Regions from separate parts of the Homo sapiens genome. Here region 1 is linked to region 2. Evidence: read pairs that join two places in POLR2A ChIA-PET (ENCODE). Cell type or tissue: PC-3. All regions are shown on one strand. Links, peaks and the distances in the headings refer to the core of each region. The heading gives the core; the rest is flanking DNA.

What was found. ChIA-PET counts read pairs that join two places held together with the same protein. Peaks named below come from ENCODE experiments on the same cell type or tissue, not always from the same donor. Only the 100,000 strongest peaks of a DNase experiment are listed, where the experiment ranks them.
Region 1: POLR2A ChIA-PET joins it to region 2 with 8 read pairs; 4 of 35 experiments call an interaction of 5 or more read pairs at or near these places.

The regions. Positions count from the first base shown.
Region 1 is chr17:73,042,007-73,046,394 of GRCh38, reverse strand. All of the region lies in intron 3 of SLC39A11 (solute carrier family 39 member 11), which reads left to right. Among named protein-coding and RNA genes, the nearest start is that of SLC39A11, 48 kb to the left of the region's middle. In PC-3, for the core only: no CTCF peak of the experiment used is centred there; a DNase peak (open chromatin) is centred at 2,564; H3K27ac peaks cover 899 bases.
Region 2 is chr17:73,117,213-73,121,600 of GRCh38, reverse strand. No RefSeq gene overlaps it. Among named protein-coding and RNA genes, the nearest start is that of SLC39A11, 27 kb to the right of the region's middle. In PC-3, for the core only: no CTCF peak of the experiment used is centred there; no DNase peak of the experiment used is centred there.

The DNA of each region.
Region 1 (4,388 bases), core at 245-4,244, 75 kb after region 2:
TCCATCTCCCAGGAATCATGGCCACCATACGCATGGGAGACTGCTGCATCCCTCTGGTGAATTAGGACAGAATACACTTTCAGAACCTGTATTTTCACGAGTGGTGGAATGAAATGTAATACTATTTAGAACAAGGAGGAGCATCTTTCTTTTCCCTTGACCTTGAAGATCTGCCTCCAAGCCTCATGGCTCGTTTGAGCCAAGAAAAGAGGCATGAAGCTAGCAGGTGGGTGGTTTGTCATCTCCATCTTGAGGGAGATGAGTGAAGGGGGAGAAACTCCTCTCTTATAGATCTTTGCGTTTTGTATCAGTGGAGCCAGACTGCCGAGTCTTCTCTTCTCCTTCAAACATAGGAGGGGCTGCTTTCTTAGCAGCTAGATCTGGAACAGATTGGATCAGTGTGAGTGAGTGGTGATGCTGGGGTTGGGGAGGCTTGAGCAGCTGGTGCGATGCCCATCAACAGACCTGAGCTGAGAGAGTGCTGATGGGTTGGTGGCTGAGTGCCACGGGAGGCAGCTTGGGGCAACATGTTCTCACTCTCTTGATGACCAGCTGGTGAAAAGGTTTAATAAGGATGCCCCACATCACTCTGTGTTTTTTTGTTGTTGCTGTTGTTTTTTAAGTCTGCATGGAGTTAACAATTTTGGCAAACTGAAGGTTTCTGGGAGTCTTTCTCATCTGGCTGGTCTGGATCTGCCTTGAAAGGACCAAAGTAATGAGTATACTTGCCATTTCTATTATTCAGAGTAATGGGTTTGTAGAAGAGGAACATTGAACTCAAACAAAAAAGCCTAAGCGTTATTAGACTGGAGCACAGCAGTCTTACATTAGGTGTAGCTGAGATCATTGCCAATGGGAGCTCCAGTCCAGCTGGGCATCTCACTCATGGTAGTTGCTTAGTAAATGTTGGCTGAGCTGAGTTGCACTTGGAAAAAAAAGAAATATAGGAGCTTAGTTTTGGAGCAGGACTGGGCATGGAGGCTTTTTTTTTTTTTTTTTTTTTTTTTTAACTCTGTTTTCATGGCACTGGAGGTAGAATTAGGTGACTGGTCAATAAATTTGAAACCCAGGTATGTCTTGGATGGTTGCCTTGCTGTATGGAACTTATTACTGTCTAGGACTTCACCTGGGGGACCTACAGTCACTGAGAATGGATGCTGGGAGGTCCCTTTGGGTATGACTTCCATGCTGGTTTAACACTGCTGGTACTTAGAGTTTGAGAATGGGCCTGGGCCTTGTCAGGTACTTAGTGACTGTACCCAAGGCTACCCCAGAGAGGCCATTTTAGGATAGACCCCAGAACCTGGATACCCAACATGCTGTCTGTGTAGCAAATGTGGCTCATCAGAATTGGGGGAGCAGGTAGCCTTTTTGAGACTTAAAAACCAGATCTAATACATATACAATATGCCCAGATCTTAAAGTGTCAGCCCAGTGAGTTTGGTCAGTGGTGTGTATCTGTATAACCACCACCCAAAATGAGAGAACATTTCTTTTCTTTTTTTTTTTTTTTTTTCTGAGACAGAGTCTTGCTCTATCACCCAGGCTGGAGTGCAGTGGCGTGATTTTGGCTCACTGCAACCTCCACCTCCCAGGTTCAAGTGATTCTCCTGCCTCAGCCTCCTCCTGAGTAGCTGGGATTACAGGTACCCACCACCATCCCCAGCTAATTTTTGTATTTTTTGTAGAGGTGAGGTTTTACCACATTGGCCAGGCTGGTCTTGAACTCCTGGCCTCAAGTGATCCACCTGCCTCGGCCTCCCAAATTGCTGGAATTACAGGCATGAGCCACCATGTCCAGCTGAGATAGAGAACATTTCTAACATCCCTGAAAGAGCTCCTAGTCCCTAAGTCAGGCTCCCTCCCAGCCACCAACTAATGACTTCTAACCACAGAGTAGTTTTGCATACCCTTGTGCTTAAAAGGAATCGTGTAGTATCCATATAGTTTTTGTTGTTTGTCTTCTTTCACTCCGTGTAATGATTTTGAGATTCATCCAATGTCGGCATGATAGTAGTTTGTTCCCTTTTATTGCTAAGGAGTATTTCATTTCATAAATATACTACAATGTGTTTATTCATTCTCCTGTTGATGGACATTTGGGTTATTTCCAGTTTGGGGCTACTGTGAATAAAGCTGCTGTGAACATTCTTGTGCAAGTCTTTGTGTGGACGTATGTTTTCATTTCTCTTGGGGAACAAGGAGAGGAATGACTGGGTCATATGGTAGATTTTTTTTTTTTCTTATTTAAGCAAAAGTACTTTTTCCTAGTTTGGAGATTGTAAGCCAAGCTCCTGCCCATCATTATCACTGGGTAGGCGTAGCTAAGAAGAGTCAGGTCATTCAAGCCCATCTACGTTAATTAATAACTGTAATTGAAGCTGAATGTAATTGATTATAATTTTGAGCCGTTGGGTTTAATTCTGTAAAATTATTTAAAGCTGGTATATTATGAAGGCTTCTTGATAAAAGCAAATTAAGTACAGATATAGCTCCCATATGGATTTGATTCATACTGAGTCATGATTAATAACTGACATGCCAAATTTAAGGCTGACTCAATGCAAAATTCATGTGGCCGCTCATCATGGGTTTCTGATTGACTGACTTGATATTGAACAGACATGGGCAGCCTCATTCTGGAGGGTTACCTGCAGATTCCTTCCTTCTTCCAAGTTTCTCTGTCTGCTCTCTGGTCTCCTGCCCTGTGTCACATCTGGATTATGTCCAGAGCCCAACAGCTGGATGTTGGTGTCCCATCTCCCCACTTAAATCAATTCTGCTTGCTGATGCCAAGTTACCCTTCCAAAATGCCTCCGTTACCCTGCCGAAGACAGTGGGTACTTAATGCTGACCTGCTCCATGCTGGCTAAGCTGCTGCAGCATCACGTGTGAGGCTTTAAAACACAGTGTCCATACCCCTGCCCTGGCAAATCTGTTTCTGTAGGTTGTGGAGGGGAGCTGACATCTGTAGCTTGAAAACTCCAGGTTGATTTTATAGTACAACCAGAGTTGGAAACAAGCCACCCATTGTGTGAAGTCCAAACCATTCTGCCTGGTTTCATCATTATACCCAAATGTCTGGTTGTAAACTCCTCCCTGCCTTCTTTCGCCTTGTGGACTCCACAACATAAGCCTCTGTGTACTTGCCTCCAGACTCTGCCCACTCTGCGCTTCCCAGCTAGAAAGTTCCTAACCTCATTTCCTTTCCAAATTGTGTCCAGCCTTCCAGAGCCCCTCCCTGTTCTTTGATGTTCTGCTTTTTAAATTTTGAAACAATATTGGTATCCCCTTTCTTGGCATGACTGCAGACTTTCTTAATTTATCCTATCATATGTCTTCTGTAGCCTCTCTTATTATAGTCCAGAGCCAGCTCCTGGAGGCAGCGCCCAGATCCACACTAGCTCTTTCTTCCTCTCTTGCAACCCCCTGGGGTCTGGCAGAGTGTTGGCCGTGTAACAGTCTCTGCTTAGGAATTGCTGATTGACTTTTAACTGTTAATTTTATATCTGATTTGGAGAACAACTTGGAGACAACTCTTGGCTTCTGTACTTTCTGGGTAATTCTTCTTCTTATTATTATTATTCATTTTGAGACGGAGTTTCACTCTTGTTGCCCAGGCTGCAGTGCAATGGCGTGTTCTCGGCTCACTGCAACCTCCGCCTCCCAGGTTCAAGCAATTCTTACTGCCTCAGCCTCCCAAGTAGCTGAGATTACAGGTGCCCGCCAACATGCTCGGCTGATTTTTGTATTTTTAGTAGAGATGGGGTTTCACCACGTTGGCCATGCTGGTCTCGAACTCCTGACCTCAGGCGATCTGCCTGCCTTGGCTTCCCAAAGTACTGGGATTACAGGCGTGAGCTACCATGCCCAGCCTCTTTCTGATTATTGCTTTGACCTACATGGATTGCAAGTTTGTGTGTCCTCCTTAAGTACACAGTAACCTCCTTGAGGTTAGAGTCTATGTTCCTTTGGTTCAATAAACATGAGGGAGGATCTGCTCCATAGTAGGCACTGAGTTGGGTGCTGTTCTTTTGAACTGTGTCTTCCTGTCCTACCTCTGTGTACCTTTTTAGAGGTGTGAAGAGTTGACACATTCAGTGCATTGTAAGTGAGCTATGTGCAATAATTTTCTTTCCCCTATTTGTTACGAGAAAAATTTTGTTTTGTGGCTTGGATTTTGTTTTGGTATTGAAACTGTCACTACTATAATAAAGGAAATGCTCAACTGTACCCATCGTGCCAGAATATTCTGATGTATCCCTTAACTCTTCACAAATTCATTTCTATTGCCAGAGCTGAAATTCCTTCAAAATGAACACTTACACAGAAATGGAAAGGTTTGCCTAATGTGGGGTAGGTGTTAAGTTGATTTTTTTTTTAAATCA
Region 2 (4,388 bases), core at 169-4,168:
AGAGAATGCAGAAAGAAGCCACCGTGATGAGAGCATTAGGAAATGGGACTACCTACCGTAGGGTCAGAGGAAGAGCCAAGTGGGGGAAAATAAATCTGAGAAAAGGCCGATTAATGATCTTTGAGTACGGAACACACTATCATGTAGATAGCTGCAATGTGGCCTTGTTGAGAAGGTTTAAACTGTATCACAAAAGAGTTAGGTTAGGTGAGGCAAAGTTACACAGTAGAATTCCACATTTTATGGAACCTAAGACTCTGCCAACCCAAGGATGCAGTATTTTGTGAACCGTCAAGAAAGAAAAAGTGTATAGTTCAAAACTCGAATACTTGCTTATACTTAGAATATTTAATTTTTACTTATTAAAAGAGCTCTTTTATGGTCAGATGTAGTGGCTCACACCTGTAATCCCAGCAGTTTGGGAGGCCGAGGCAGGCGGATCACTGGAGGTCAGGAGTTTGAGACAAGCCTGGCTAACGTGATGAAACCCCATCTGTACAAAAACTAGCCAGGCATGGTGCTGGGTGCCTGTAATCCCAGCTACTCAGGGGGCTGAGGCAGGAGAATCACTTGAACCCAGGAGGCAGAGGTTGCAGTGAGCTGAGATCATGCTGCCGCACTCCAGCCTGGGTAACAGAGCGAGACACTGTCTCAAAAAAAAAAAAAAAGAAATTTTTAGACTTAGTTTTATTATGTGCTGTGCATACTCATGAAGAAAACTATACATCTATGCATACATATAAATATACATTTTGCATGCATATAAAGGAAATATAATATTTAGAAGAGGAATCGCTTCCTCAAACTTTCTCATATTTGAGTCTGATGCTTCTCTATCACTTTTCAAGTCAGAGTACTTGAGATAGTATTTTTTCATATATTATCGTCTTTGTCTACAGTATCCATGATGTAACATTTCTTAAAAGATTCCTTAAAAGAACTAAAGGCCATTGTTGCTAATAATTGTTGCTAATATCGATTTAAGCCAAGTTCGTTGATTTAAGTCAAATATGTAGAGCAGCACTTCTCATCTCGAGCCTACATCGGAACATCCTGGAGGGCCTGAGACACAGATTGCTGGACCAGTTCCAGAAATTTATTTTCTTTCTTTCTTTCTCTTTCTTTCTTTCTCTTTCTTTCTTTCTTTCTTTCTTTCTTTCTTTCTTTCTTTCTTTCTTTCTCTCTCTCTCTTTCTCTCTCTTTCTTTCTTTCTTTCTCTTTTCTTTCTTTCTCTTTTCTTTTTCTTTCTCTCTTTCTCTTTCTCTTCTCTCTCTCTCTCTCTTTGTCTCTTTCTCTCTGTTTGTCTCTTTCTCTCTCTCTGTCTCTTCCTCTCTCTCTTTGTCTCTTTCTCTCTCTTTCTGTCTCTTTCTCTCTCTTTCTCTGTCTCTTTCTCTGTCTCTCTTTGTCTCTTTCTCAGACAGAGTCTTTCTCTGTTGCCCAGGCTGGAGTGCAGTGGTGCGACCTTGGCTCAGTGCAACCTCTGCCTCCCGGGTTCAAGCAATTCTCCCACCTCAGCCTCCTGAATAGCTGGGATAACAGGCACCCGCCATCATACCTGGCTAATTTTTGTATTTTTGTAGAGGCGAGGTTTCACCATTTTGGCCAGGCTGGTCTCAAACTCCCGACCTCAAGTGATCCGCCCGCCTTGGCCTCACAAACTGCTGGGATTACAGGCGTGAGCCACGGCGCTGGGCCCACTCCCAGAGATTCTGACTCAGTAGGTCTGGCATGGAGCTCGAGAATGTGCATTTATTTCCTGCCAGCTGCCAGGTGATGCTGATGTTGCTGGTCCAGGCACCACTCTCTGAGTAGTACTCATGCAGAGTAGGGTTGGCCCACTCTGCGCCTTCAGGAATGTTTCTGAAGACATCCAATTCCCTGCCTCCTTGCCCGTTCTCTATGACCATCAGTCTTTTATGGGCCAAAAGGGCACTCCTCTTGGATTTCCCTCCAAACCTTCTGGACTATCCTGAGAGTTTTTTGCAGGTGCTTTTGACATTGGCGCGTCGTCAGGCCCTGATGGCTGCATCCCACCTTATACCTGTCTGATGGCCATTGTCCTATTGCTGTAAGATGAATCCAGATTTCCAAGATGCTGAACTGGGGGTGGGAGCAGGGAGGAGAAAGTGCATCTTAAAATTGACAAATGGAGTAGTTAACCTCCTTTACATGCCTTGAGGAAGGGTGTGGCCCAGGCCAGCCCGGAGGCAGAGATGGGAATGGTTTCTCAGTCCATAAGCCTCCTGGGGCTACCCAGACACTAAACAGCACCTGCTCACAGCAGGGACCAGCTCTGCAAGTGCCCCATCTGGTATGGCCTTCTGCCTCATGTGATGATGGTGGGGGACTGAGCCAGATGGTTCACTCTGGTGATTCTAACGTCAACTACTCAGTCTTTTTTTTTTTTTTTTTTTTTTAACAATGCTGCTAGGAAACCTCTAATATCGTTCAGCATGGCACACTAATAAAACGGCAAAAGGTCTTTCTTGCACTCTGTGGCTGAAATAACAAAGAGCAGCTGTAAGTGGTGGGGCAGACGGCTTGAGCCCTGGCAACTGGGGACTGCTTGTCTTCATTAGTGTCACTGGCAGACAGCTTCCCCTTCGACATGGGGTGGGCCTGCAGGTCACCCAGCTGGTTCTCTCCAGAAGCCTGTTGGGTATCAGTGTGGCCTTGTTTTCAGGGTTTTTTTTTTTTTTCTTTTTTTTGGACAGGGCCTCGCTCTGTCACCCAAGCTGGAGTGCAGTGGTGTGACCTCAGCTCACTGCAGCCTCCACCTCCAGGGATCAAGCGATTCTCCTGCCACAGCCTGTTGAGTAGCTGGGACCACACGTGTGTGCCACCACGCCCGGCTAATTTTCTAATTTTATGTAGAGACAGGGTTTCCCTATGTTGCCCAGACTGGTTTCAAACTCCTGGGCTCAAGCGATCCTCCCTCTTTGGCCTCCCAAAGTGCTAGGATTACAGACGTGAGCCACCGTGCCATGCCGAACATAGTTTTCAAGACTTTAACAAACTCCTGGCAAGCACAAGCTCCCTCATGTCTGCTTTTGGCTCTTATTTCCATGAGCATGTCTTCTTTGTCTAAGCCAGTGGTTCTTGACTGGGGGCTGTTTGGCCCCTTAGGAGACATCGGGCAATGTCTGGAGACATTTTTGGCTGTCACAACTGGGAGGAGGTGCAATAACAGGTGCATCTAGTAGGCAGAGGCCAGGGATGCTGCCAAACATCCTACCATGCACAGGACAGCCCCACAGCAAGGAATGTGCCGCGCAGAATGCCAGTGGCGCTCAGGTTGAGAAATCCTGGCAAAGCAACCACTAGAGTCAAAATGTTCTGGACTGCTGCATTCTGTTTCTTGAAATCTGGAGAAGAGAATGAAGAGAGGAAACAAAATCACTCTTTAGCCTTCTTGCAGTGTGGTGTTGTAAATGGTCATAAAAAGCTATAATTCACTTGGCACCAATTTTGGATGGTTTCTTCTGATATTGAAACAGTCAAAATAAAATAGCACATGCACAGACTCATGGATGCTGAAGGAACAAATTTTATCTAATAACCCTATGTTCCTCACACCCGATGGGCACAGGTCCCCAGGAATCAGGTTGAAATGTGGGTTCTCATTCATCAGATCAAGGTGGGGCTTGAGATTTGAGATTCTACATCTTTTTTTTTTTTTTGAGACAGAGTCTCACTCTGCTGCCCAGACTGGAGTGCAGTGGTGCAATTTTGGCTCACTGCAACCTCTGCCCCCTAGGTTTAAGCAATTCTCCTGCCTCAGCCTCCTGAGTAGCTGGGGTTACAGGCTCCTGCCACCACACCTGGTTAATTTTTGTAGTTTTAGTAGAGATGAGGTTTCACCATGTTGGCCAGACCAGTCTCGAACTCCTGATCTCAAGTGATCAACCCACCTCAGCCTCCCAAAGCACTGGGATTATACGCGCAAGCCACTACACCTAGCCGAGATTCTGCATCTTTTTTTTTTTTTTTTTTTTTTTTTTGAGACAGGGTCTTGCTCTGTTGCCCAGGCTAGAGTGCAGTGACGTGATCATAGCTCACTGAAACCTCCGCCTCCCAGGCTCAAGCAATCCTTTTACCTCAGCCTCCGAAAGTGCTGGGATTATAAGCATGAGCCATTACACCCTGCTAGATTTTGCATCTTTAACAGGCTCCTTCGTGGTGCCTACCTTGCAAGCCCAGGGACTACACATTGAGTAGCAAGGTAGTAACCTGAGCTTTGGCTTTCTTTCGTGTGCAATGTGGTGTAGAGTGACCACCTCATTTTTGTTTGCCCAGGACTGTTCCAGTTAACACCAAAAGTCCCACATCCCTGGAAACCCCTCAGTCCTGAGTAAACCAGAACAGATGGTTACCCTATCAAGCCCCAC